5 separate regions of the Homo sapiens genome follow, and all the other regions are linked to region 3. Evidence: chromatin loops called from intact Hi-C (ENCODE). Cell type or tissue: PC-9. All regions are shown on one strand. Region 1 holds the start of ZSCAN23 (zinc finger and SCAN domain containing 23). Region 2 holds the start of TRT-CGT3-1 (tRNA-Thr (anticodon CGT) 3-1). Region 3 holds the start of TRR-TCG5-1 (tRNA-Arg (anticodon TCG) 5-1). Region 4 holds the start of TRA-CGC2-1 (tRNA-Ala (anticodon CGC) 2-1). Region 5 holds the start of TRT-CGT1-1 (tRNA-Thr (anticodon CGT) 1-1).

Region 1 (5,000 bases), 99 kb before region 3:
TCTTCTCATTATTCTAATCAGGCGTTTCTCATCCCTGCGCCATGAGCTTGGTCTTGCCTTCTTCCCTTATTCGAACCTTACCCAATCTCTGCAGCTTGATTCAAATCTCACATCCTCTCTGAAGTCTTCTTTACCCATTTCAGCTCACCCTCTTCCAACTGCCCACTCATATGTCATGTACTGTATGAGTCCCACCTTTCACCCTCAGTCACAATTTATCTTGTACCATTACTTCTCTTCAGAACCTTTTTTAAATCCAAAAAGTAGAGAGGAATATAGAATTCTTTCACCAAGTTCTATTACCCTGAAATAAACAGTCTTAAATACTGGAATGTGTCCTTTTCTATGCATTTGCAATCGTATATACACATGTATACACATGTGCACACATAGAGTTGATATAAGCCCATATATTTTATTTACCTTAGACAAGCAGAAGGTAGTATGAGATAGCAGAGAACACAGGCAGATCTGGTTGTTAATTTTTTTTTTTTTTTTTTTGAGACAGAGTCTTGCTTTTGTTGCCCAGGCGGGAGTGCAGTGGTGCGATCTCGGCTCACTTGCAACCTCTGCCTCCCAGGTTCAAGCAATCCTCCTGCCTCAGCTTCCGGAGTAGCTGGGATTACAGGGACCCACCACCACTCCTGGCTCATTTTTGCATTTTTAGTAGGATGGAGTTTCACCATATGGGTCAGGCTGGTCTCGAACTCCCGACCTCACGTGATCTGCCCACCTCGGCCTCCCAAAGTGCTGGGATTACAGGCATGAACCATAGTGCCAGGCCATCTGTGAATTTTAACGCAGTGATCTTGGGCAAGTTAGTTGATTTTTCTAAGCCTCAAGCTCATATATGAAATGAGGTCAACAACTGCCTTGCCAACTTGTTGAGAATATTAAATGAGATAATGCATACAAAGTGTTTTTGCACAAAACCTGGCATATAAACATGCAAATTAATCTTTTAATAAGATAATGTACAATTTTGGTACAATGGTAGTTTAATTAATAGTTGCTACTTTCCCTTAGGGCCAAGACTGTAATCTTTTTCTATTGCTCAAAGAACAAGATGAGTGGGTGAAAACATGCACACAAACCAATAAAACGGCTGTTTCATCAGGTTTGCAGAAACACTGAAAGATATACGTCTTCAGATATATTCTCTCCAATCAAATCCTAACTAGAAGCCCAGGACTACTGAGGTACAAAAGAAGGACGGGATTCAAATGAGCGAAGTAACTTCCCGGGTTATAGCTGTAAAGCTAATATAGGAACAGAGTGGAGTTAGCATAGCAAAGGTTTTAAGAAAATGGAGTCTGGAGCCAAATTGCCTGTATTTGAATCCTGCCTACACCCCTTACTCGCTCTACGACCTTGGGCAAGTTACTAACTTCATTTTCTTCTTGTATGTTAATTTTAAAAAGGGGCGGGACAGAGAGGTGGGGTGTAGTCTACATAATAATAGTGTCTATCTCATAGAGTTATGAGAAGCAGATAATATTTGTAAAGTGCTTAGAACAGTGCTGGGCTGGCACATAGTAGATGCTATTTATTCTTTTAAAAAATTCGATAGCAGCAAGAGCCTTTATACTATGTGAGTTAGACTAAGAAAGGCTGTGGCATAGTTTAAAACTATCCCTGCTCATTCTTTAAAATAAGTCCACAGTAGAGAATAAGACATCGGAAAATACAAACATTTCTTCATATCCGAATCTATTTGAATCCTAAGATGCAGATACGGAGAGTTCAGAGTGCCATCAGTACAGGGCAGAGAGGTTGAAGAGCTCAGGAACAGACATAGGGTGGGGGAAAGGGGTAGGGGCAACGACGCTGACTTTTGGTTAACAAAGCCCTTCCAGGCTGCGGAGCAACCTCCTCTGCCCTTCACCTGCCCGGCCCATCTCTGGCCAAGAAGACCCTGCCGCCAAATCCCCACACCCAGTCCAGGTCGCAGTGCACAGACTGGCCCTTCCGAAGCCCCTCAGCGGTAGCCCGACTCCGAAGCTCACCGAGGCATCCGTGAGAGGAGATGCCACCTAGCGCAGATCACATCTGCTCTGAATCCTTGACAACCGCAGCCCAAAGAATGATAAACTACAAAGGCCGGAAATGCGTCACCGCGGCCCGCTCTCCGCGAAACAGCGGTTCCGGCTGTGTTCCTTCTAGGAAGGCCGGAGGTTTCCACACCTCTGTGGTCGTCACTCTGAATCCCGTCTGTAGTCTTAAGTGAGATACTAGGTGACACATTGTCTTCCACGCGGCAATATAATAACGGCCAACATAGTGTTTTAACACGTATTAATTCATTACCCCGCATAACAACCCTGTGAGTTAGGTACAATTATCTCCATTTAACAGGTGAGGAAACTGAAGCACATTTCTACATTTATTAGTTGCCATTTCCTGCAAAGAATACCCTTTCTTTTCCCTGCCGTCTCATTTTATCACGATGAACTCATGGATTCCTTTACAAATAATTACTGTTATTATTATGTTGATGCTCAAATTATTTAAAATTTGGTCAGTTGGAGCCCTTTCACACTGCTCCCTCTCTTTTCTTTTTTTGACAAAGTCTCCAGGCTGGAGTGCAGTGGATGCGATCTCAGCTCACTGCAACCTCCGCATTCCGGGTTCAAGTGATCCTCCTGTCTCGGCCTCCTGAGTATCTGGGATTACAAGAACACACCACTATGCCTTAGTGAGGCTGGTCTTGAACTCCTGTCCCTCAAGTGATCCGCTCCCTCGGCCTCCGAAAGGGCTGGGATTACAGAAGTGAGCCACCGCACCCGGCCACAAACAGGTTTCTATGTCCTTTGATAAGTTCCCAACAGTTTTTGTGCACTTCACTTTCTCACAAAAGATATTTCAGTCCCATTTTATACTATTCCTACCCTAAACCTAGAATCACCATTGCTTCATGAAGCTACAGTACATCAGTGAAAAATGGTATATAGAAACCAAGATCTGGATTTCGGGCAATGAATAACCTCATTGCTACTGTGTCTGGCATTGGTTCCTGCCAGTCTACTGTGTCCAGAATTGGCTCCTTCCAGTGGGTTCCTGCTCTGACTTCAAGAATGAAGCCGCGGATACTCACGGTGAGCATTACAGTTCTTAAAGATGGTGTGTCTGGACTTTGTTCCTTCTGCTGTTCAGATGCGTCCAGAGTTTCTTCCTTCCGGTGGGTTCGTGGTCTCACTTGACTTCAGGAGTGAGGTCGTAAACCTTTGCAGTGAGTGTTACAACTCCTAAGGGTGGCGTGCCTGCAGTTGCTTCTTCCTTCTGGTGGGTTCGTGGTCTCGCTGACTTAAGGACTGAAGCTGCAGACCATCGTAGTGAGCATTACAATGCTTAAAAGTAGTGCAGACCCAAAAACTGAAAAGTGGTAAGGTTTTATTGTGAAAAGGGAAAGAACAAAGATCCCACAGCACAAAAATCAATGCTAGCAGGTTGTCACTGCTGACTGGGGCGGGGGTGGTAGCCAGCTTTTATTCCCTTATTCAGCCCCGCCCACATCCTGCTGATTGGCCCATTTTACAGAGTGCTGATTGGTCCATCTTTACAGAGTGCCGCTTGGTGTGTTTACAAACCTTTAGCTAGACACAGAGTGCTGATTGGTGCATTTTTACAGAGTGCTGATTGGTGCATTTACAAATCTTCAGCTAGACACAGAGTGCTGATTGGTGCATTTACAAATCTTCAGCTAGACACAGTGCTGATTGGTGTGTTTACAATCCTTTAGCTAGACAGAAAAGTTCTCCATGTCCCCACCCTAACCGGAAGCCCAGCCAGCTTCACCTCTCACTACTAGGACATATTATTGCCTCTAGGCTCCTTCAGTGTACAAGAGCTAGAATATATGAATATGTTATATATATAATATATTATATATAATACGTATTATATATTATCCTATATATCATATATTATATATTATATATAATACATATTACATATTATCCTATATATTATATATTATATACGGAGGATTTTATATTATATATATGTGTATTATATATAACATATATAATATATTATATACTATATATTATGTACATAATATATATTATATACAGATATAAAATCCTCCATATACATATATAATATATATATGGAGGATTTTATAAGATACTTTCTGTTCAAAAACAACTCCACAGAATTCTTTTACATTTTTCACCGTTGCACATTTGTTTTTTTTCTTTTCACCCACAGTGAAAACTCTGGCTCCCAACAGCATAAATAAATTCACTCAAACAAAATAGTTTCTTATAAACAAAATAGTTTCAAGATTATAATACCAATACATCACTAGCAATAACATATCTACTATGTAGAATTCAAAATTTCTTTGCTTGTTTTGTTTTTGAATTATATCCCATTAAGGGAGTATAGCTGTATAAATACCTTATTTGAATTAATTATTTTCTCTGTGGTTATATTTTAAACGATATATGGTTAGGAGCATTTGTTTCTGTTTATATTCCATTTCAGGGTTTGCTTTCATCCCTTTTTAATTTTTTTGACAATTCAAAACATTTACTTAGTTCAAAATCCACACTATATAAAAAGGTATGTTTAGAGGAGTTCTGCTTCCATCCCCAGTCCCTTTACCACATATACTCATACCCAATTTTCATTATTTATTTATCCTCTCCTTCCTTCCTTCTTCATTCCCTCCTCCCTTCCCTACTTTTTCTCTTTTTTCTTGCAAAAATGAGTATTTATCTTCTGTACCCCATAAGTTATGTTATATACATTCTTTCATGCCTTGCTTTATCATCTAACAGAAAAGCCTAGAAATGTCCTGTTTTTGAAGTAGTCCTCTTTTTTCACACCTGCATAATAACTCATTCTGTGGATGTACCATAATTTTTTTAACCAGTTTCTTGGGGGTGGGTATTTGGATTACTTCCAATATTTTGCTTTAACAAATAATGCTGCAATGAACAATAAGAGAGAGACTTTTGTAGAGGTTGTGTTATTTTGTACTCTCAACAGCAAAG
Region 2 (5,000 bases), 110 kb after region 3:
GTGAGCAATAACTCCCCTGAGGTTGCAGATATAGGCTTTTTCTCAATTGGGGGGTTTTCCCCCTAAAACTTGATGCCAATTCCTTTTAAGTATTTCTTACATTTATACTTTCTCCACTTCTGATTATGTTACTGGTTATCTGCTTTTCTAGTTAATTTTAAATTTATTTTCTGAAAAGAACACAATAAATAGGAGAATACATCTGAAACCTTATATTTTTTTCTTCACTCATAATTTTTGAAATGTGTTTATGTTCAATTACACATGGATTTTGGTTGCTCTTAATATAAAATTAAAACTCCTTGGCATGGCCTCTAAAATTCTGACACAGTTTCGTCCTATCCTTCTGCATCCCATCTCTCAGGCTGCTTGCCCATGGCCTTCCCACTGTACTCATACCAGCTTTTTTCCAGTCCAATGCACTTTGTCCAACTTCCTCTGCCTGGGTTTTCCTATGCTCTGTCTCCCTTTCCTATGCTGTCCTCTTTCTTTGCAACTGAAGACTCTCTTCTTATCTCCCTGATGAAACCAAATCCCATCGGTGTGTTCTAAATCACAGTCATTCTTTTTTTGCAGCACTTATCATAGCCACAATGTTATGTTTGTCATTATATAAATAACTTCTATCCATTCACCCACCCCCAACTAAGCTCTTATCTCCTTTGGGATAGAGACCAGGCCTGTTCAGTTTACCTTTCCACACCTTGGTGTGAGTAGGCATAGAATTAATAATTTTGGGAATGAATGAGGGGATGACTAGAGTTCCGTAATTATCACATAAAACAGATGAAGGCATATCTTCCACTGCTTGAAGTTAGCTTTAAGAGGTGTTTATGGACCACATAGAATTCTTTTCAGAATTCACTTCAGTGATCTCACATCCAGAAATATAACTTTTTGAAACTGGCATGCTGGCTCAGAGTCATAACACTCCTGTTGGGAAATCTGCTTCTAATAACCCACTTTAAATCAACCAAGGGAAGGGAGTGATAGTACTATAAAAATCAATGTCAAGAAATAAAATATGACCCCTGTCCCTAAAACAGCTTATTTTTTCTGAACATTCATTTGCGATTTACTGTTTATTGATTTATGAAAGTCATGGATTTTTTTCAGTGGCACATGGACACCCAAGAACTTAAGGAGGTCAGAGAAAATCTCAAAAGAATATGCAAAATTTGTCCGTAAGTCTGTGTGTGTGTGTGTCTGTGTGTTTATAGACAAAATTTTTTTTTAGATAATGTAATGAGTTCATGTGCCATAAAATTTTAAGAACCATTATTCTAAATCACACTGGATACTGTTTGTTTTTATAAATAATATTATTTGTTACTTAAGACTTTGACTTAAATAACTTTGACTTAAGTAACTGAGAAATATTGGATTTAAATATTAGCTTGATTATCAGCTGTAAGATTTGGGCAAGTTTATTTCCTTCTGATACTTCATTTTTAATCTGTAAAATTGGCATAATAATGTTTACTTCAGTGAATATTCTAGGAATTAAAAGCATGTGAGAAAATACACAAAGTGCAACTTAGTAAATGTTCCATAAATTGCAACCATTTTTCATCCATGTGGACTTTAAGCAAGGTTAACATGGAGTTTGAGAAACCAGAAGAATATATTTTTAATGTTTTGAATTAAAAGTTTTACAATTTTATTTTAGAGATTTTTTATCCGTGATTGAACTTGAACCCCTGAGTTTGGTGAAATTCCAATATAACTGTCTGGGAGATCATCAGAAACTAATAGTCTTTGAGGATGCAGGTGTAATGAAGAGAGATTGGAGAGATTAAAGCTCTATGCAGTGGACTTGATATTGTGATTAAGGATTATAGACTAAAAATTGTGATAAATTTACAAAAACAGACGGCCCTTATTAAAGGGGGAAAGAAAAAAAAACACGCACACCCTAAGGCCCCGCTGGGATTCGAACCCAGGATCTCCTGTTTACGAGACAGGCGCTTTAGCCAACTAAGCCACAGAGCCAGCCGTGCTGATTCTGTGGCTTCTTTTATGACCGAATTGCACTTAATTAGGTGACAAATTCTGTTGCCATTAAGAGTTACTGTGTTTTCGAATACATCAACTTTGCAGTAAAGGCAGACTCCTGAAAGGAACTTCTAGAAATTAGACTCCCTTCAAGTCCAACAAAACACACCCACACTCACACAATCACTTAGAAAATGTGCTTAGAACAATGTCAGCGCGTCCCAGAGGGCAAATAAAACCGTGAAATCGGAGAGTGGAGATGAACCATGTTCCCAGCGGAGGAAGAGGCATCGGTCTCTAGACGTGGCGAGAGCAGTTTTTACATTCCATGGCATTGCGGTGATTTCGAATCATCAAGTGGTTGGATTCTAAAAGTGGAGTGAAAAGCTTTTCTAGCAAAACAGATCATTCAGAATTTTCATCACATTAATGGCTTTTCTGGCCAATTAGAAGATAGCACACGGATGCGCTGAAAAACAAAAACTGTTAACGCGTTCAGACTCTCCAAACAGCTGCCAGATCACTGCTTTAGAGAAAGCAGGCGACAGCTGGGAGGCGACCTGGTCGGAGCTCACTTAACGGTTTTGTATTTCAAATCCAAAGAGACTTTGCCTGCTCGAGGCTTGTGTTCCCGCGGCTCCTGAGAGGGGGCACAGATGGAAACCAGAAGGGGAGGCGTCACCGGACAGGGTCTTTCCTAATTCTGCCTTCCTCATTTTGGTTCTTCAAGCTTCAATTAGATGTTTCCTAATATCTTCCTTATGGATCCGCACCTTGTAGAAGCTAAACAAACATTAATTGATTGAAAAATCCCCAAATTAAGATCCATTCTGAAACTGTTAACGATTGTATCCTAGTTTTCTGCCTTTGCTTAGTACTGAGGCTGGTGCCAAAGTGAGGGAGTGAGTTCACCAAATAAAGCAAGCGTCTCTGCACATTACCCAGCTTCCCCGCCATGTTAAAAAGACAACAGGGAGGACTACAAAATTCCCTATTTAACCTGGCAAAGGCTGTAAGGGGCTCTGGGCCGGATAATGCCCTTGAATCCTAAAGTCTTTCTTAATTCCTCTCTTGAGCCAAAATTTGGAGCATTGCCATTTCGTATCCCATTCAGAATGTTTTTGTAGTGAATATAAACTTATTTTCCTGTTAACCAAGATAGTCACGTTTTAATTTAATATAGATTAACAAACTGTTATGATTAGACCTGTACTAACAGTTACTGTATTAAGAGTTACTGTATATTTACTGAGTTTGGGAAGCAACATCCCCCAAAATCATAAGGACCAGGAATCATAGCCTTTCTGAATTTGAATCAGCTGAATTGTTTATGATCAGGATTGTACTAACTTCAGTTACTAAAATATAACTGGGATGGCATCATGTCCAGGGAAATATTGTTCAAGTTTTTTCCAACAAGAACGATGTATTGAATACCTACTATGTGTCAGGCATTGAAATAACTTCTGTAGACACAACTAGGCACAAGGTAGCCAGATGATAAAAATCAAACAAGAAACAGTATCACAATAAAAGAAGTACAATGTGATAGTTGAGTGCCTAGCAGGTCCCAGTAATCAAGTTCAAAGCATAATACTTTGTTTTAGGTATATTTCTGACATTGCCCAGTTCAACTAATTTTAAAATTTCTTTTTGACTTTTGCTGGAAAAAGTCCTAATAGATTTTTCCCCCCTAATGTCACAATTAGTACTTGAACACACCTAGAATACGTTCAAGTTAATCCAAGATATTTAAACAAAATAAAGAATATGGCTGGGCGCAGTGGCTCATGCCTATAATCCTAGCACTTTGGGAGGCTGAGGCAGGCAGATCACCTGAGGTCAGGAGCTGGAGACCAGCCTGTCCAACATGGTGAAACCCCGTCTTTACTAAAAATACAAAAATTAGCCGGGCATGGTGGTGGGCGCCTGTAATCCCAGCTACTCAGGAGGCTAAGGCAGGAGAATTTCTTGAACCCGAGAGGTGGAGGATGCAGTGAGTCGAGATCACACCACTGCACTCCAGCCTGGGCGACAGAGTGAGACTCCGTCTCAAAAAAAAAAAAAAAAAAAAAAATTATTGGACCTCGTGAGACTTACTACCACGAGAACAGTATGGGGGAAACAGCCCTTATGATTCTATTATCTCCCACTGGGTCCCTCCCGCAACATGTGGGAATTATGGGAGCTATAATTCAAGATGAAATTTGGGTGAGGACACAGCCAAACCATATCACTAGCCCAGTGGGATCCTCCTCCAAATAGAGTTGCACTCAAAAAGAAAAAAAAAATATGTGAGTGAATTGAAAGGCTAAATAATTCACATGAGATCTCCAGCCAATTTGATGCAAAAGTGCTCAACTAACATCAGAATCCAAGACAGCTGACTGAGGGATATGAATATCAATACTGGAGCGTGGGGATTTGTCACAACTGCAGTGACTTCATATTACCCTCAGTTATGCTTTCTTTGTTGAGAATAGGGTGATTTACTATACTACTAGTTAGTAGCTGTTAGTCCCCTGAAAATTCATGTTTAAATCCTACCCTCAGTACCTCAGAATGTGATCTTATTTGGAAATAAGGTAATCAAAGAGGTAATTAGTTAACTTGAAGTCATACGGAGTAAAGTGAACCCCTGATTCAATATAACTGGTGTTCTAATAAAAACGGGAAATTTGTCTGGGTGCAGTGGTGGCTCACGCCTGTAATCCCAGGACTTTGGGAGGCGGAGGTGGGTGGATCACCTGAGGTCAGGAGTTCAAGACCAGCCTGGCCAATATGGTGAAACCCCATCTCCACTAAAAATACAAAAATTAGCCGGGCGTGGTGGCAGGGGCCTGTAATCCCATCTACTCGGGATGCTGAGGCAGGAGAATCACTTGAACCTGGGAGGCGGAGGTTGCAGTGAGCCAAGATCACGCCATTGCACTCCAGCCTGGGGACAAGAGCGAGACTTCATCTCAAAAAAAAAAGTAGGGGGATGGAAATTTGAACATACACAC
Region 3 (5,000 bases):
GCTTAAATTCAAGGAAAATCAGTTGAGAATGAATTGGTTACATGATCATAAAAGATAAAGAAAAAGTAAAAGGCAGTTAATAACTTTGCAGAAAACTAAAAGGCACATAAGAAATATAATCATAGTACTATATAGCACAGCTGTGAATAATTTTTTATAACCAATAAACCCTGAATTTAGAATTATGATGAAATTAAGTAGGAAGGATGAGGGAGGGGAAATATATATGCAGGGATGAGTAATGTATGAGAGGTACCTCCAGAGATTGACTTTCAACATGAAGTGAAAAGAGCTCTGCAGACCAGCTTCCAAGTGAAACTGGTGAAAATTATTTTTTTCAAATCAACCATTTAAAAGTCTCTGGCAAAGTGCTGGCCGTAGTAGCTCACGCCTGTAATCCCAGCACTTTGGGAGGCTGAGGCGGGTGGATCACGAGGTCAGGAGTTCGAAGCGAGCCTGGCCAGCATGGTGAAACCCTGTCTCTACTAAAAATACAAACTTATCTGGGCACGGTGGTGGGTGCCTGTAGTCCCAGCTATTCAGGAGGCTGAGGCAAGAGAATTGCTTGAACCTCAAAATAATGATAATGAATGAAAGAATTTTTTTAAGAGTCCATACTGTATGATCCCACTCACATGAAATTCTGAAAACTATGAACATGTAATGATGGAAAGCATATCTGGTTGTAAGAGGGGAACAGGGCTTACAAGAGGGCAGGAGGAAGCTTTTGGGGGTGATGTCTATGTTCATTATCTTTATTGTACTGGTCGTTTCATGATTACACATGTTATACATATATGATTGCATATATGTGTAAAACTTACACATAGTTTAAACTTGTGCAGTTTATTGCATGGGAATTATGCCTCAATAAAACTGTTTAGAGTACATTGTCTGGAAAAATATCATGAAGCCATTCTGCAAGTATAGTTGTGGGTCTTTTCCCTCTTTTTTCTTTTTTCTATACTATGGAGGAGATCGTGTCTTGTTGGATTTCTTGTTTGTTTGTTTTTGTTTTGAGAAGGGGTCTCAGTCTGTCGCCAGGCTGAAGTGTAGTGGTGCGATCTCGGCTCACTGCAACCTCCGCCTCCCGGGTTCAAGCGATTCTCCTGCCTCAGCCTCCCCAGTAGCTGAGATTACAGGCGCCCGCCACCACGTCCAGCTAGCTAATTTTTTCTATTTTTAGTAGAGAAAGGGTTTCACCATATTGGCCGGGATGGTCTCAGTTTCCTGACCTCGTAAACCCTGGGTAAGTGATGGGACATGGGGTTTTCTCAGTAGGAAGATGTTTGACAACTTTTTCAATTTATTTCGTAGTTTAACTATTCATTATTGCTATTCCTTCTTGAATCGTACTTAATAGTCATGTCGTCCTAATAATTTCTCCATTTCATAAAAGTATTCAAATGTATTTGGCCAGATTCTTTCCCCTTTTGTTTTGTTTTAACGTTTACTGGTTTAATTTTTTTTGTTGTTCTATTTTTTATATCTTCCTGACCAGACAATTGTTTTGACTTTCACTGGTTTATTATAAAGGGCATTACAAAGGCTCTCTTTCGCCTTTTGGAGAAACTGCTTCCTCTTCTTCAAGATCTTTTCCTGGCTCGCCTCTTCTCCTGTTTTCAGGTCTCTGTTAACACCTTGGTTCCTCAGATATTGCGGACAGTCTAATTCGCCCCGCGACGTGAGGGAGAACCCAGGAGCGGGCTCCGGTAGAGAAAGAAGCTTCCGGTCAACGACCACATCCACCTGAATCATGAGCAGGTTTTAAGGCGTGTGTTTCTTCAGCTCCTCTAAATTTTAGAAAGGGGGCGATATTTAAACTGACCTCAAAAAGACAAGGCTCTCAAGTTACACTCTTTTGTGTGTCTGCGAGTCAAACTTGTAGCGCCTACTGGGGACCAGTGGAAACGTGATGGTCGCCCCCTGCGGGACCAGGTGAATAAAGCTCCTTAAGATGCATTCAACTGAGTTCCCTGAGCCCATTCAACAGGCGGGAAGAGGATACTCCCGGACCAGGGCTCACGCTTTCTCCATCCCACCCCGGACTCCAGGCACCTGTGTGCCAGCCTGGCCAAGCGTTTCCTCCAAAGTACAAACAGCTGAAAGGTGGTGTGCTGGCCCCACCTGAATCACTCGCAACTCCAAAGAGGTGTGTGATGCAACTTCCCATTTCCACGGGAAAGGACTGCAGAGAATTCACGTTCACTTTCGGAAATTAATTGGATGCTATAATTTTGTGGTGTGGGAGGTTGTGCAGTCTTGTTTTAGAGTGAAAAAGGGAGAATCAACCACGAAGGGATTCGAACCCTCAATCTTCTGATCCGAAGTCAGACGCCTTATCCATTAGGCCACGTGGTCCCATGGCTTAGCAACTGCAAAAAATATGAGAAATGTTGTAAGATTGGCTATTAACCTGGATTTTATATATATATTGTATGGTTCTACTTATATGACATGATTTCTGTTGTTAACCTAATTTCAAAGATAGTGTAAATTATACAAAAGCTAAATAACTTGCCAGTGTCACACAATAACAAGGTAATGCAAAGTGAGTATTTGGATTTTCTCCAAACTCCTACCCTTAACTTGACACCAAATGTTACACCAAATTTTGCACATGCACCACGTTGCTTCTCTCAGCTGGTGACAAAAAGTTGTAAAGAAAGGGAAAAAGAAAAGCATTGAATGTCTCTCTATAATCACTACTACACATGATCAGTTTGCATTCAGCATTGAGACCCTCTGGAAATAAATGAAAATCACCAGGTGAACGAGAAAGACCCCCTCAGGCGACCTTCTCAGCTTGGCGTCCAATTCAGCTGCAACAGCTGCAATTAGCATTAAATAGAGGCATCTTCCTAGGCCTGGCTCCGCTTGGTAACCAAAACTAGGCCCTGCTGAATAGTCTCTAGTGAGACGTTTGTTAAAAGCCCAAGAGTATAGCGGGCACTTAGAGAATAATGTAGAAAATGCGTATCATCTTGTGCAACCACTCGGTGGTGGCGCTGAGTGGTAGAGGGGGCAGGAGCCAGGCTTTAGGCCCGGAAAGTTGCAGTTCGAACCACTTCGTAGTGGTTGTTTTCATTTCAGTTCTTCATTTGACCCAGCCATCCTTGACTGGCAGCATTCTGACCTCCCACTAGTGATGTGCCGGTGGGAAACACACAGGAAGGAAAGGCGCGCGCGAGGCCTGCCCCCGGAACGAACGACGCCTGCGTGGACACCCTCCTGTGAGTGCCGGAGGCGTGGTGAAAGCAACGGGGTGCATTTGGTGGTCTCATTCCCCATTACTGGGAACTCTTTGAGAGCCTGATTTGAGTCTTTATGGGACCTCCCTCTTCATCCTGGCTTCCGGCTCTCTCAAAGTCTGTTACACAGATTTTTCATATTCCAGAAGGGCTGGAGAAACATATATTTACTGAAAAGCTCTTCTATTCAGCAACTGCATCCTGAGGAGGCTGCGCTCTCTTTCTCTTGCCCTCCACGAAAGCACCACCCGGATTCTCTCACCCACCTGGTCAAAGTGTCAGCTTGCAGGGATCTGTTCTTAACCCAGCCTGAAGGGGTTCAGTGAACACCTAGGAACCAAACTTACTCTTGAGACCTAAAAGATAAGAAAGAATTAGTTTCAAAAGAAAAAAAGTGCAGAAAGAGGCTGCACGTTGTGGCTCACGCCCGTAATCCCAACACTTTGGGAGGCCAAGACGCGGTAGGGGGGTGGGGGAGTGGAGGGGAGAGTTGGAGGGGGAAGTTGGAGGGGGGAGTTGGAGGGGGGAATTGGCGGGGGGCGGGGGGGGATTGCCTAAGGCCAGGAGTTTGAGACCATCCTGGGCAACATAGCGAAACTTCTCTCTCTCTTCTCTCTTAAAAAAAAAAAAGCCAAATAGATGATCCAGCAGATGGATCAGTATGTGCAATGGTATAAAAAATTTTGCCCAATTAATTTGAAAATTAAAACAGTAAATTCTGCAAAAGTTATCAGTTATGAAATTCGATTCAAGAGGAAATAGCAAGTAACTGTTACATAAATTGAATAGTCAAAAATTGTCCTACAGAGAAAGTCCTAAACCCAGATATTTTCACCTGAAAGTTCTTCAAAACAATCCAGGGAGAATAATTTCAATTGGATACAAACTTTTCCAAACGTAGTGACAGAGGGAAGACTTTTCACCTCATTTTCACCTTCATCCTAATACCAAACCAGAAAAAGACAATGAGAGAAAGAAAAATCACAGGTCAATCTCATTAACGAACATAAAATCAGAAATAATAATAATAAAAAAAAGCTGAATCCACCAATGTTTAAAAATCATAACAAATCCAGATTTATACCAAAAGCAGGATGTCAATTTAACGTGAGAAGAACAGTGTTATGATTCAGTACATTAAGAAATTAAAGGAAAAAAATAAGTTCACCTCAAAAGAGGCAGAAAAACATTGGATAAATTTCACTGTCTGCTCACAATGCAACTGTTAACAATCTAGAAATAGAAGGAAATTTCTTTTACTTAATTTTTAAAAGATAAAAATAATCTACAAAAAACAACTCTTAAAGGTAAAAAGTTTAAAACACTTTACTTGAGATTGGGACTACAAGTGGTATACCAGGAATTGCGACTTCCATTCCTTCCCAGACAAAAGGAAAGTTAAAAAGTTATAATTCTTAGAAAGGAAGAAACAGAACTATCTTTTCTTTCTGTTTTTTCTTTAACAGATTGTTTGTGTGCAAAATTAACAAATTTAAAATTAAATTATTATATTATTAAGAGTCTTAACACATTTTCCCTTGATAGCTGTAACAATTTATGAAAGCAATGACATGCAATGCAGAAAAACCTAGAAGTCACAGGAAATGAGATATTTTGATATTTCAATTAAAAAAACACAAAAATATGGCATAATTTCATTTATAGAAACTACAAACTAAGCATCCTAAAATATCTATTGTTTATGGATACAAATATAATTAGTAAAGCTAACAAATAAGAGCAAGAGAA
Region 4 (5,000 bases), 130 kb after region 3:
TCTTAAACTCCTGACTCCAAGCAATCCTCCTGCCTTGGCCTCCCAAAGTGTTGGGATTACAGGCATGAACCACTGCACGTGGCCAGAATAGGATTTTTTTGTTTTTGTTTTTGCTTTTGTTTTGAGACAGAGTCTCACTCTGTTGCCTAGGCTGGAGTGCAGTGGTGTAATCACAGCTCATTGCAGTCTTGACCTCCTCAGGCTCAGGCCATCTTCCCTTTTGGGCCTTCCAAGTAGCTGGGATTATAGGCGCATGCCACCACATCTGGCTAATTTTTGTATGTTTTTTATAGGGACAGGGTTTCGCCATGTTGTTGCCCAGGCAAGTCTGAAACTCCTGGGCTCAAGTGATCTGCCTGCCTCGGCCTTTCAAAGTGCTAGGCATGAGCCACTGTGCCCAACCCAGAATAGGGTTTTTAAAATGCAGATAGAAGCCTGGGCACGGTGGCTCACGCCTGTAATCCCAGCACTTTGGGAGGTCGAGGCAGACGGATCACAAAGTCAGGAGGTTGAGACCAGCCTTGCCAATATGGTGAAACCCCATTCTGTACTAAAAATACAAAAAAATTAGCTGGGCATGGTGGCAGGCACCTGCAGTCCCAGCTACTTGGGAGGCTGAGGCAGGAGAATTGCTTGAACCTGGGAGGTGGAGGTTGCAGTGAGCCAGAGGTTGCACTCTAGCCTGGCAACAGAGTGAGACTCAGTCTCAAAAAATAATAAAATAAAATGAAATGCAATGATTTGGAAATTGGAATGTGGCCTCAGAAGGTACTAACCTATTTCCTGATCCTGAGATTGGAGAATGTGTAGTTTCTAATTTAAATAGCAATGCATTAGGGAGATCTAGGTTTAAGTTAATGCAGGAACATTTGGATAAGTAGTTAAGGATTGTGGTTGTTAACATGGAAATGTGAGATACAAAGAGTGGAGTTGAAATATGCAGAGAGACAAATTGCAAGTCTACATTATTGAAACAGAAGAACACAGGGGTATGGAGATGAAGGTATAGGTGGAGAATTAGAGGGACATATATCCAGAGTGGTAACTGGGATAGCAGGAATATGAGACAGTAAGTTTAGCAAATCAAATGTTTTCCAAGTAAATTAAACATTCCCCACAGTCCAAAAGATCCCATTGGAAGTAGAAAACTGAGTGGGAAATGAGGTTAATTGAGAAATTAAGAGATTGAGACAGATAGCTTCATCCTTGAGGTAGATCTTGCTGGATATCAATCTCTTGGGAAAAGTCTACAGTTCAGGCCCCTGGGAAAGTTCCAGCATTTGGCTACTCTTACTCTGTTTCCTAAGGAATGGTCATAGGACAGGTCTTCATGTTCTGACATTTACTTCTCAGTGAAAGTCCCCACCAAAATTCTTCTGGACTCTTCCAGTAATATCTGAACTAGTCTTATTTTCATCTTATTTCACCACCATTCCCAATCCATTTTCCACATTATTTATGGAATTAACTTTGTAAAATTCAAGTCTGATTGTAATCCTCCACCTCCCAGGTTCAAGTGATTCTCCTGCCTCAGCCTCCCAACTAGCTGGGACTACAGGTGCCTGCCACCATGCCTGGCTAATTTTTTTGTAATGTTTTCTTATTATTGTGATCCTTGCTTTTATAATGTTTCATTATTTCCTCTTATAATGTTTCGTTGTAATATTTCACTATTATTGTGATCCTCTCTTTTTTATCATGTTTAATTATTTCCTCTTAACAATGGCAGAGAAATACTCATTGGCATTTTTGGTGTATCTTTAAATGTGAACTGAAGCAACAGAACAAATTCATTATCAATATTCCAAAGCACTCAAATGAATCAAAGCATGAACATAAGTGCAATGCAGAAATAACATAAACCTAAAAATTCATTTACTTACAGTTGCCCAGAATGCAACCTCAGTTGGGTTCTCAGTGCTGTCAGGAAATCTGTTATGATTTTCTTTTTTGCCCAGGATGGAGTGCCGTGGCGCCATCTTGGCTCACTTCAACCTCTGCCTACCGGGTTCAAGTGATTCTTCTTCCCCAGCCTCCCGAGTAGCTGGGATTACAGACGTGAGCCACCGCGTTCCACCTGTTGTGAGTTTCTAACCAACTCTGCCTTCCATTTCTACAGGCTATTTCTAACCTTTACTACTTTCCCAAATGTCCCAAATGTTCTATGACCAGCTTTCCCACACAAAAACCTTGAAAACGTGCAGTGAGAAAATGGTTACCAGGTTAGTAACTGTAGGACAAGATCTACATTATCTTAAGGTGATAGAGTGGACCTTAAGTTGAAAGCAACTCCCACCTGAATACTAAAACTAAAAAAAGCATGCTACTTTCCTCTTTTCCATCCTATTCCACTTTCCCCACCCCGCAAAAAAAAAACTATGATACGGAGACATTTTATTTTTACTGATAGTTTTTCACTGGAGACTGGGAATGGATTAGGGCCTCATTTAGTAGATCTTAAAACATTCTTGGATATTCAGCTCTATTCCCTCTTCCTGGATGCATTCATAGGAACAGTACATTTCTGAATTGTCCCTCTGACTTTGTATTACTCACCACATAATAAAACACCTTGGAAGTTTCCAGGAAACAGGAATATGGAGTGTGGCTAGTCAACCAAATAGAAGAGAAACAAACATAAAGACAGGAAATTGATCGATTTAAAGGAAATGATAATGGCAAAAATGAGAAAGGACTAAAATAGTTTTTTCTTTGTTTTTCTTATATTCTGTTCCAGAGGCTGAATTAAACAAAATCTACGTGATCGCCTTGGAGATGCCGGGGATCGAACCCGGGGCCTCATACATGCGAAGCATGCGCTCTACCACTGAGCTACATCCCCTGGCACAAGTCGGTTGTAACGGAGAATTCCTGTCATGTTAAAAACGCGAAGCATTTTATATTACCTCGTGCTCGACCAGGGAGTGACCAACTCTGAGGATGAATTCCACCTAAAGCCTAACCCAGATTACACCTGAGTAACCTCCTTCCGGGACACACTAACAACATCCAGCTTGTGTCGTTACTGAGAGCAAAGCACACTTTTATAGCTTTAGCACAATTAGTCCTCTTGGCGCAATTGAATCCCAGGCGGAAAGAATTAAGGGATTGTTCAAGATCTTTTGACAGATTTTCTGCTAGCCGAAGGCTCATGGAAAATGCAACCCAAATTCCCTGCATCTGAGTACGTTGAATGATGAAATGTACCTTGGGAGCTGTCGCTCCTCTCGCTCTCGACCCCGCTCGAAGAAGGAACTGTCCAAATAGATGAAAACGTGAAAATCCTGCCTGACCTTTCTCCCCACATGCAATGGCTCGGGCCACACATACCATCTAGCTCACCTGACACCGAAGCTTTATCTGGGAACTCTGGCTTCACCAAGAATTCTAGTTTAAGAAGGTGCGTTTGCTTGTTTCCCTCTTTTCTTGATCCACCCGTCAGCTCTTTCCCCGCACCTCGTTCTGAGTCTCCGCAAGGCTGCTGCGCGGAAGAATGAAGCTGCACGCAACAGCCTTTCCCGGGACCCGGGATAGGCCCTGGCCAGGCGCTCCGGCGGCGGCAGCCGCAACGCCCCCAACCTTTGAAAGCGCTTCTCTGCCCTCAGACCCCCCTGCAGCAGCCGCGGGCACAAAGGTTTTTGTCTCTTGCTTCAGATGTTGTACAGTGAAGAACAGCGACTCTTCAAACCGAAAATGACAACATCAAAGACATGATCCATGGAAGAAGTAATTGATAACTTATACTTCATTAAAAATCTAAAAATCGGATCTGCGAAACGCACTCTCAAAGAGAATGAGAAGACAAGCCACAGACAGAGAAAATATTTGCAAAACACATGTCTGATAAAGGACTGGTACCCAAAATATACAAAGAACTCAATGCATAACAATAAAAGTACAAACAACCTGATTAAAAAGTAGGCAAAACATTTGAACAGATTACTCACCAAAGAAGATGTACAGATGGCAAATAAGCATATAAAAAGTTTCCACATCATATATCATCAGGAAAATGCAAATTAAAACAACAATGATACCACTACACACTTTTTAGAATGGCAAAAATTCAAAACCCTGGCAACACCAAACGCTGATGAGGATGTGGAGCAACAGGAACTCTCATTCATTGCTGGTGGGAATGCAAAATGATACAACTGCTTTGGAAGACAATTTGGCAGTTTCTCACAAAACTAATCATACTCTTATCATACGACCCAGCAGTCACACTGTTTGGTACCTATCCAGAGGAGTTGAAAGCATATCTATGCAAAAACCCTGCACATGCATGTTTATAGCAGCTTTATTTATAATTGCCAAAACTTGGAAACAACGGAGACGTCTTCAGTAGGTGAATGCATAAACAAACTGTGGTATATTCAGGCAATGGGACATTATTCAGTGCTAAAAAGAAATGAATTGTCACACCATTAAAAGACATGGAGGAAACATAACATGGAGGAAACTTAACATGGAGGAAACTTAAATGCATATTACTAAGTTAAATAAGCCAATCTGAAAAGCCAATGTACTATGATTCCAACTATATGATATTCTGGAAAAGGTAAAGCTATGGAGACAGTAAAAACAGTAGTGGTTTCCAGGGGTTAGGGGTAAAGGTGAATAGGCAGAGCACGGGATTTTTAGGGCAGTGAAAATGCTCTGTATAATACTATAGTGGTGGATATATGTCATCACACATTTGTCAAAACCCATAAATTACCCAACACCAAGAGAGAACCCTCCAGTGAACTATGGACTTTGGGTGATAATGGTGTGTCTATATAGGCTTATCAGTTATAACAAATGTACCACTTTGGTGCAGGATGCTGTTGGTGGAAGAGGCTCTGCCTGTGTGAGGGCAGGGATATATAGGAAATTTCAGTACCTTCCACTCAGTTTTTCTGTGAACCTAAAACTGCTCTAAAAAAATAAAGACGCAAAAAAAAAAAAAAAAAAAAAAAGGGGAATGAAACCTTCATGGACTCAGGACAGTGACATGG
Region 5 (5,000 bases), 54 kb before region 3:
AGTCCTACAAAAGCAGTCTAGTCCCTAGGCAGGAAGGGGGTTTGCTTTGGGAAAGGGCTGTTATCATCCTGTTTCAAAGTTAAACTATAAACTAAGTTCCTCCCAAAGTTACTGCAGCTTACACCCAGGAATGAACAAGGACAGCTTGGAGGTTAGAAGCAAGATGGAGTCAGTTAGGTCAGATCTCTTTTACTGTAATAATTTTCTCAGTTATAATTTTGCAATGGCAGTCTCACTCCTTGGCTTGTGGCCAGTAACTGCAATCTCTGCCTCCATCTTCACAGGGCCGTCTTCCCACTATGTCTGTGTCTCTGTGTCCAAACCTCCCTCTCTTCGAGTAAAGATCCCAGTCACTGGATTATGCCCCACCCTAATCCAGAATGACCTCATCATAACTTGATTACTTCTGCAAAGACCCTAGAAAGGCAGATTTATTAGAGAAAGTATGAAAATAGGTTGCAAGAAAGCAATGGCTAAATCAGCATGAGAGAAGCTGACTGCAAAGAAACAAAGGCTTGCTGGAGACTTTACAGAATAGGGTTTATGCTGTAAACTGAAGAGGGCTTTGTGCAGTACTGATAATGCCAAAGTTGAAATGAACTGCCTTGCAGGTGTGTGGTGATAGTTGAGCACAGGAAGATTGTGAGTTGTTTGTACAAGAGGGCTATGTGTCCTGGACCATGAAGAAAGGCAGACTTATAGCTTATCTGCTTTCTGTTCTTGCTTTCCCTTGGTCCCGCCAGTCTGACTCCTTTTCCCAATTAGGACTCCACAGTTAACTTGGTCCATGCCCAGAAATGAGAGAAGACAGCCAGCCCATGAGGCTAGAAGCAAGATGGAGTCAGCCACAGCCATGTCAGATTTATGCTACTGTCATAGGTTTGCAAAGGCAGTTTCAGAGTAAAAGGATTAAACACTTGTCCCTAATTGTTCAATAAATAAGAAAAATTATAAAAAGCAACAATATAGTGAACTTTATTGCTTGTTTAGGTGCCAAATATCCTTCTAAAATATTTTGTATACTTACTCAACAAGCTCTCCCATCAACTATATTAGGTAGGCTTATTACTATTTCCATTCCACATGTGAAGAAAGTGATGCCCATGGAGCTAGAGCAATTTGCTAAAGGTCCCTTAGCCATCAAATGTAGCAGCTGAGGTTTGAATACAGCCGATGTGACCTAGTTCAACAAGGTCCCAATCAAAATGAACAGCAGTGAGGTCCAAACATAGGGACAATTTTCCAATGTTTTACGTTGCTACTTATGATACTTAGAGTAACATAGTAGCCACATTGTGAATATTTCTCATTAAAAAGTAAAAAAACAGGCCAAGCGCGGTGGCTCACACCTGTAATCCCAGCACTTTGGGAGGCTGAGGCAGGCGGATCACTTGAGGCAGGAATTGGAGACCAGCCGGGCCAACATGGTGAAACCCTGTCTCTAATGAAAATACAAAAATTAGCTGGGCGTGGTGGTGCACACCTGTAATCCCAGCAATTCTGGAGGCTGAGGCATGAGAATCGCTACTGCACTGGAGCCTGGGTGACAGAGCGAGATTCCATCTCAAAAAAAAAAAAAAAAAAGGCAAGCATGCCCCTGCAAATGTCCTAATTTTTGTTTGTAGCTACTAATGGGTTTGTTGTTCATTAATTTCTTATCTTATGAATTCAATTATAGAGCTGGAGATTTTTAGAATCTAGAGAGATTTTATTTATCTGCATGCCTACAACAGTTATCTACATGCTTTAAACTGTAACACATTGTAAGTGCTCAAAAACATTTTACCACAGTTTAAAGCAAGACATACGAAATTGATTGAGGTGGGTCACATGCATTATTCTTTCGCACTTTTTGCATTTGCATTGTCTTCCTCCTAAAAATTTACTTTTTAAAAGTAAGGAATCTGAGCAGGATGCAGTTAAACAACTTGGGATTTATCCAGTTGTGTTCTACTGCTGTTAAGTTTGGTGAGAATGTTTGGCAATTAGTGGGAGGACGCAGTTCTTCGTCAAGAAAACAATTTTCAGAAACAGCTGATTTTCTCTGGAAAACATCAGGCCCCACTGGGAGTCGAACCCAGGATCTCCTGTTTACGAGACAGGCGCTTTAACCAACTAAGCCATAGAGCCACGCGGAAGCACTCTTTAGAGGTGAATCTATCTCATTTTACTTTGACAAAATGAGTTTAGTTAGTTATCTGCTGTCTTCAAAAAATATGTCAACTCGAGAAACACTTCATTTCCTCAGTATCTTTTGAAGACATACGAATACACGGGGAAACGTATTCGGCAGTCTACAGTGTCAAAGGATTTTTCTATTAATCCAAGAAAGAGCATTACAGAAAGCTATACAATACGTGAAGACGATTAAAAGGAATATATCTATACATAATTTTAAAAAACCTTTGAATCTTGAAAGTCACTCACTTAGGGTACGTGAAGCTGCCAAATTTATCAGAGAAGGAACAGGCATCTCTCGCATGGAGCCGTGGGCCTCGGCGTTAAGGCACTCTTCAGCTACAGGTGGCAGCCCGTTTAGCTCTTCTTAAGGTCTTGTGATGTCATTTTCAAGAGGCCAGTAAAGTTCTGTGTCACGTGGGGCCTCTCAGGAGGGGTGCGGAGGTGGGGGAGGGGCGGGGAGCAGGACTCCACTGCTTTGGCCTCAAGGAGTTTGGTCGACACTTGAAGACTGACCAAGAAAAAGTAATTTGTCCCAGTTTTCTCCCACCCTTTGTTTTCTTCTGCTCCTCTTGGGCTTGTTTTTTTTTTGGGGGGGGGGGTTCTTTCTTTTTTCTTTTCTTTTTTTTTTTTTTTTCCCGCAGTAAGTTCTGAAAATCGCCTCCCAGAGGAGATAACGCGTTCTCCTCTGTAACCCGTCCTTCCACGTCCCGGTGGTGGGGGGGGGGGTCCCGGTTCTCATTCTTTCGGGGACCTGCAAGGAGCCCCGCCCGCAGGCTTTGAACCGATTTCGGCTCCGCGTCCAGGAGCAGGCCCTACGTAGGGCCGGGGGAATTCAGGTGCGTCTGCGGGGCCCAGGGCACCCAGGGCAGGCGGGGACTGAGACGACTGAGGGTTGAGGGACAAGGAGGTTGGGACTGGGGAGGGGAGACCCGGGACCCGCCCAGAACGCTTTCGTGGGGTTGGAGAGGGCAGGACACAGCCTCTCTGGGCCCGGTAGTATGCGAAGACACGCATAACGCAAAAGGATTCCCGTCCTGGACTTTGGGAATTAAGGCCCTGAACACATTGAGCAAAAAGTAGATCTGTCTGTACAGACGTTTCTTTCCACGTCTTTCATAGTAAGGACTTTATTAAAAAGCAGGCACTCGAATCCTAGGTGGGTAGATGGGAGGCTGGGGCTGGGGATGGGGACGTCCTCTGTTTTCTGGTTGTGCACATTAAAAATAACTCTCTGCTGCCTACTCCTAAACGCAGCCGGCAAAAATGAGACGTCAACTAAGCGCCGTTTCAGTCCCAGAGCCAGGTCGTCCATGGGGGTTTTCAAGCGTTTTCTCGATGACTGATTTTTCTAGAAGCGAATGGATTTTATTCTCCCAGGTGTAAAGGCTACCTCCTGCTTCACACCCGGGTAACATAAAAGACAGCGCTGGGACCGAAACTCGGGTCTCCTGGGTCCTGGTTGGCTGGAGAGAGGGGCAATGAACGTCCCGAAAAGAATTCTGTCTTTTCTCAATATCTGGGAGGACTCATAACAGGGTAGATAATCAGGATGGATGTTTGGCAGGTGGGAATCTTTGAGACGGTCTGTGCACACAATTTTAACTCTACTTTTGCCAGTTTGGAGGACATGAAATTCCTGATGAGTGTATGTTAAAAGGGAATAGAGAAGGTAATATACACAACGTTCTAAAATAATTGCTTTTCGTGGAGGCAAAGTGGCTAAGCAGTCCAAAGCGCTGGATGAAGGCTCTAATCTCTTGGGGTGTGGAGGTTCTAGCCTGTTTAGCCACAGAAGTCATGAAACCACTATGTGGTATTTGTTAAATAATGAGTTTTGATACTTAAAATAAAATGGAATTATTGGAGTGAATTTTGTTTGGTTCTGTTGAATTTGTTATTCTTACACACACTAGCCAGATTCTACTTATTTGTGGGCGGCAAGCCACCCAGGCACCGAGGCAAGAGACAGAGGACACGAGCTGTTCCAGTATAATAAAATATAAAACAAGAATAGTTATACCAAATATAGATCTTAGATATGATTATATATGAAAATCATTAATCATTAGTTTGTAGCAATTACTTTTTATTCCAATATTATAATAATCCTCGCTCTATAATCATAGCCTAGGAAAAACCAGGCCTTACAGAGATAGGAGTTGAGGGAACATAGTGAGGTGTGACCAGAAGACAAGAGTGCGAGCCTTCTGTTATGCCCGGACAGGGCCAGCAGAAGGGCTCCTTGGTCTAGCGGTAACGCCAGCGTCTGGGAAGACGCCCGTTGCCGAGCGGACGGTGGTCTAGCAGAAGCCTCAGTGTCAAGAAAAAACACCGGCTGCTTAGCAGACCGGAAAAGGGAGTCTCCCTCTCCCCGGGGGAGTTTAGAGAAGACTCTGCTCTTCCACTTCTTGTGGAGGGCCTGACATTAGTCAGGCTCGCCCGCAGTTATCCGGAGGCCTAACCGTCTCCCTGTGATGCTGTGCTTCAGTGGTCACACTCCTAGTCCGCCTTCATGTTCCATCCTGTACACCTGGCTCTGCCTTCTAGATAGCAGAAGTAAATTAGTGAAAGTACTAATAGTCCCTGATATGCAGAAATAATGGCGTAAGCTGTCTTTCTCTCTGTCTCCTCTCCCTCTTTGCCTCAGCTGCCAGGCAGGGAAGGGCCCCCTGTCCAGTGGACACGTGACCCACGTGACCTTACCTATCATTGGAGATGACTCACATTCTTTACCCTGCCCCTTCTGCCTTGTATCCAATAAGTAACAGCGCAGCCAGACATTCGGGGCCACTACCGGTCTCCGCGCATTGGTGGTAGTG

What was found. Peaks named below come from ENCODE experiments on the same cell type or tissue, not always from the same donor. Only the 100,000 strongest peaks of a DNase experiment are listed, where the experiment ranks them.
Region 1: it touches region 3 in a loop (11-fold over the local background); 4 of 110 quality-filtered maps call a loop at or near these places.
Region 2: a loop joins it to region 3, with 2.5 times the contacts of the local background. A loop is called at or near these places in 4 of 110 quality-filtered maps.
Region 4: it touches region 3 in a loop (4-fold over the local background); 10 of 110 quality-filtered maps call a loop at or near these places.
Region 5: a loop joins it to region 3, with 7 times the contacts of the local background. A loop is called at or near these places in 9 of 110 quality-filtered maps.

Annotation. Positions count from the first base shown.
Region 1 is chr6:28,441,393-28,446,392 of GRCh38, forward strand. ZSCAN23 (zinc finger and SCAN domain containing 23) reads right to left here and starts at 2,099. Exons shown (of 4, transcript NM_001012455.2): 1 at 2,007-2,099. RefSeq lists enhancers at 1,898-2,408, 1,982-2,031, 2,202-2,281. In PC-9, no CTCF peak of the experiment used is centred here; a DNase peak (open chromatin) is centred at 2,129; H3K4me3 peaks cover 1,788 bases.
Region 2 is chr6:28,646,289-28,651,288 of GRCh38, forward strand. TRT-CGT3-1 (tRNA-Thr (anticodon CGT) 3-1) reads right to left here and starts at 1,992; the gene lies at 1,919-1,992. It overlaps LINC00533 (long intergenic non-protein coding RNA 533), which reads right to left. Exons shown (of 3, transcript NR_135285.1): 2 at 2,608-2,778; 3 at 1,998-2,363. It overlaps LOC105374996 (a long non-coding RNA gene), which reads left to right. Exons shown (of 3, transcript XR_926657.3): 2 at 1,117-1,184. In PC-9, no CTCF peak of the experiment used is centred here; a DNase peak (open chromatin) is centred at 2,023; H3K4me3 peaks cover 1,645 bases.
Region 3 is chr6:28,540,826-28,545,825 of GRCh38, forward strand. TRR-TCG5-1 (tRNA-Arg (anticodon TCG) 5-1) reads right to left here and starts at 2,361; the gene lies at 2,289-2,361. LOC107986586 (a long non-coding RNA gene) reads right to left here and starts at 4,172. Exons shown (of 3, transcript XR_001744073.2): 1 at 4,087-4,172; 2 at 3,518-3,607; 3 at 2,236-2,375. RefSeq lists an enhancer at 3,149-3,731. In PC-9, CTCF peaks have their summits at 1,938 (motif pointing left) and 2,144; DNase peaks (open chromatin) are centred at 2,126 and 3,586; H3K4me3 peaks cover 3,332 bases; H3K27ac peaks cover 974 bases.
Region 4 is chr6:28,671,066-28,676,065 of GRCh38, forward strand. It overlaps TRA-CGC2-1 (tRNA-Ala (anticodon CGC) 2-1), which reads right to left and starts at 2,842; the gene lies at 2,771-2,842. In PC-9, no CTCF peak of the experiment used is centred here; a DNase peak (open chromatin) is centred at 2,896; H3K4me3 peaks cover 2,018 bases.
Region 5 is chr6:28,486,937-28,491,936 of GRCh38, forward strand. TRT-CGT1-1 (tRNA-Thr (anticodon CGT) 1-1) reads right to left here and starts at 2,130; the gene lies at 2,057-2,130. It overlaps LOC124901294 (a long non-coding RNA gene), which reads right to left and starts at 2,554. Exons shown (of 2, transcript XR_007059537.1): 1 at 2,428-2,554. LOC124901295 (a long non-coding RNA gene) reads left to right here and starts at 2,794. Exons shown (of 2, transcript XR_007059538.1): 1 at 2,794-3,017; 2 at 3,436-4,051. In PC-9, no CTCF peak of the experiment used is centred here; DNase peaks (open chromatin) are centred at 2,145, 2,585 and 3,075; H3K4me3 peaks cover 2,422 bases; H3K27ac peaks cover 2,166 bases.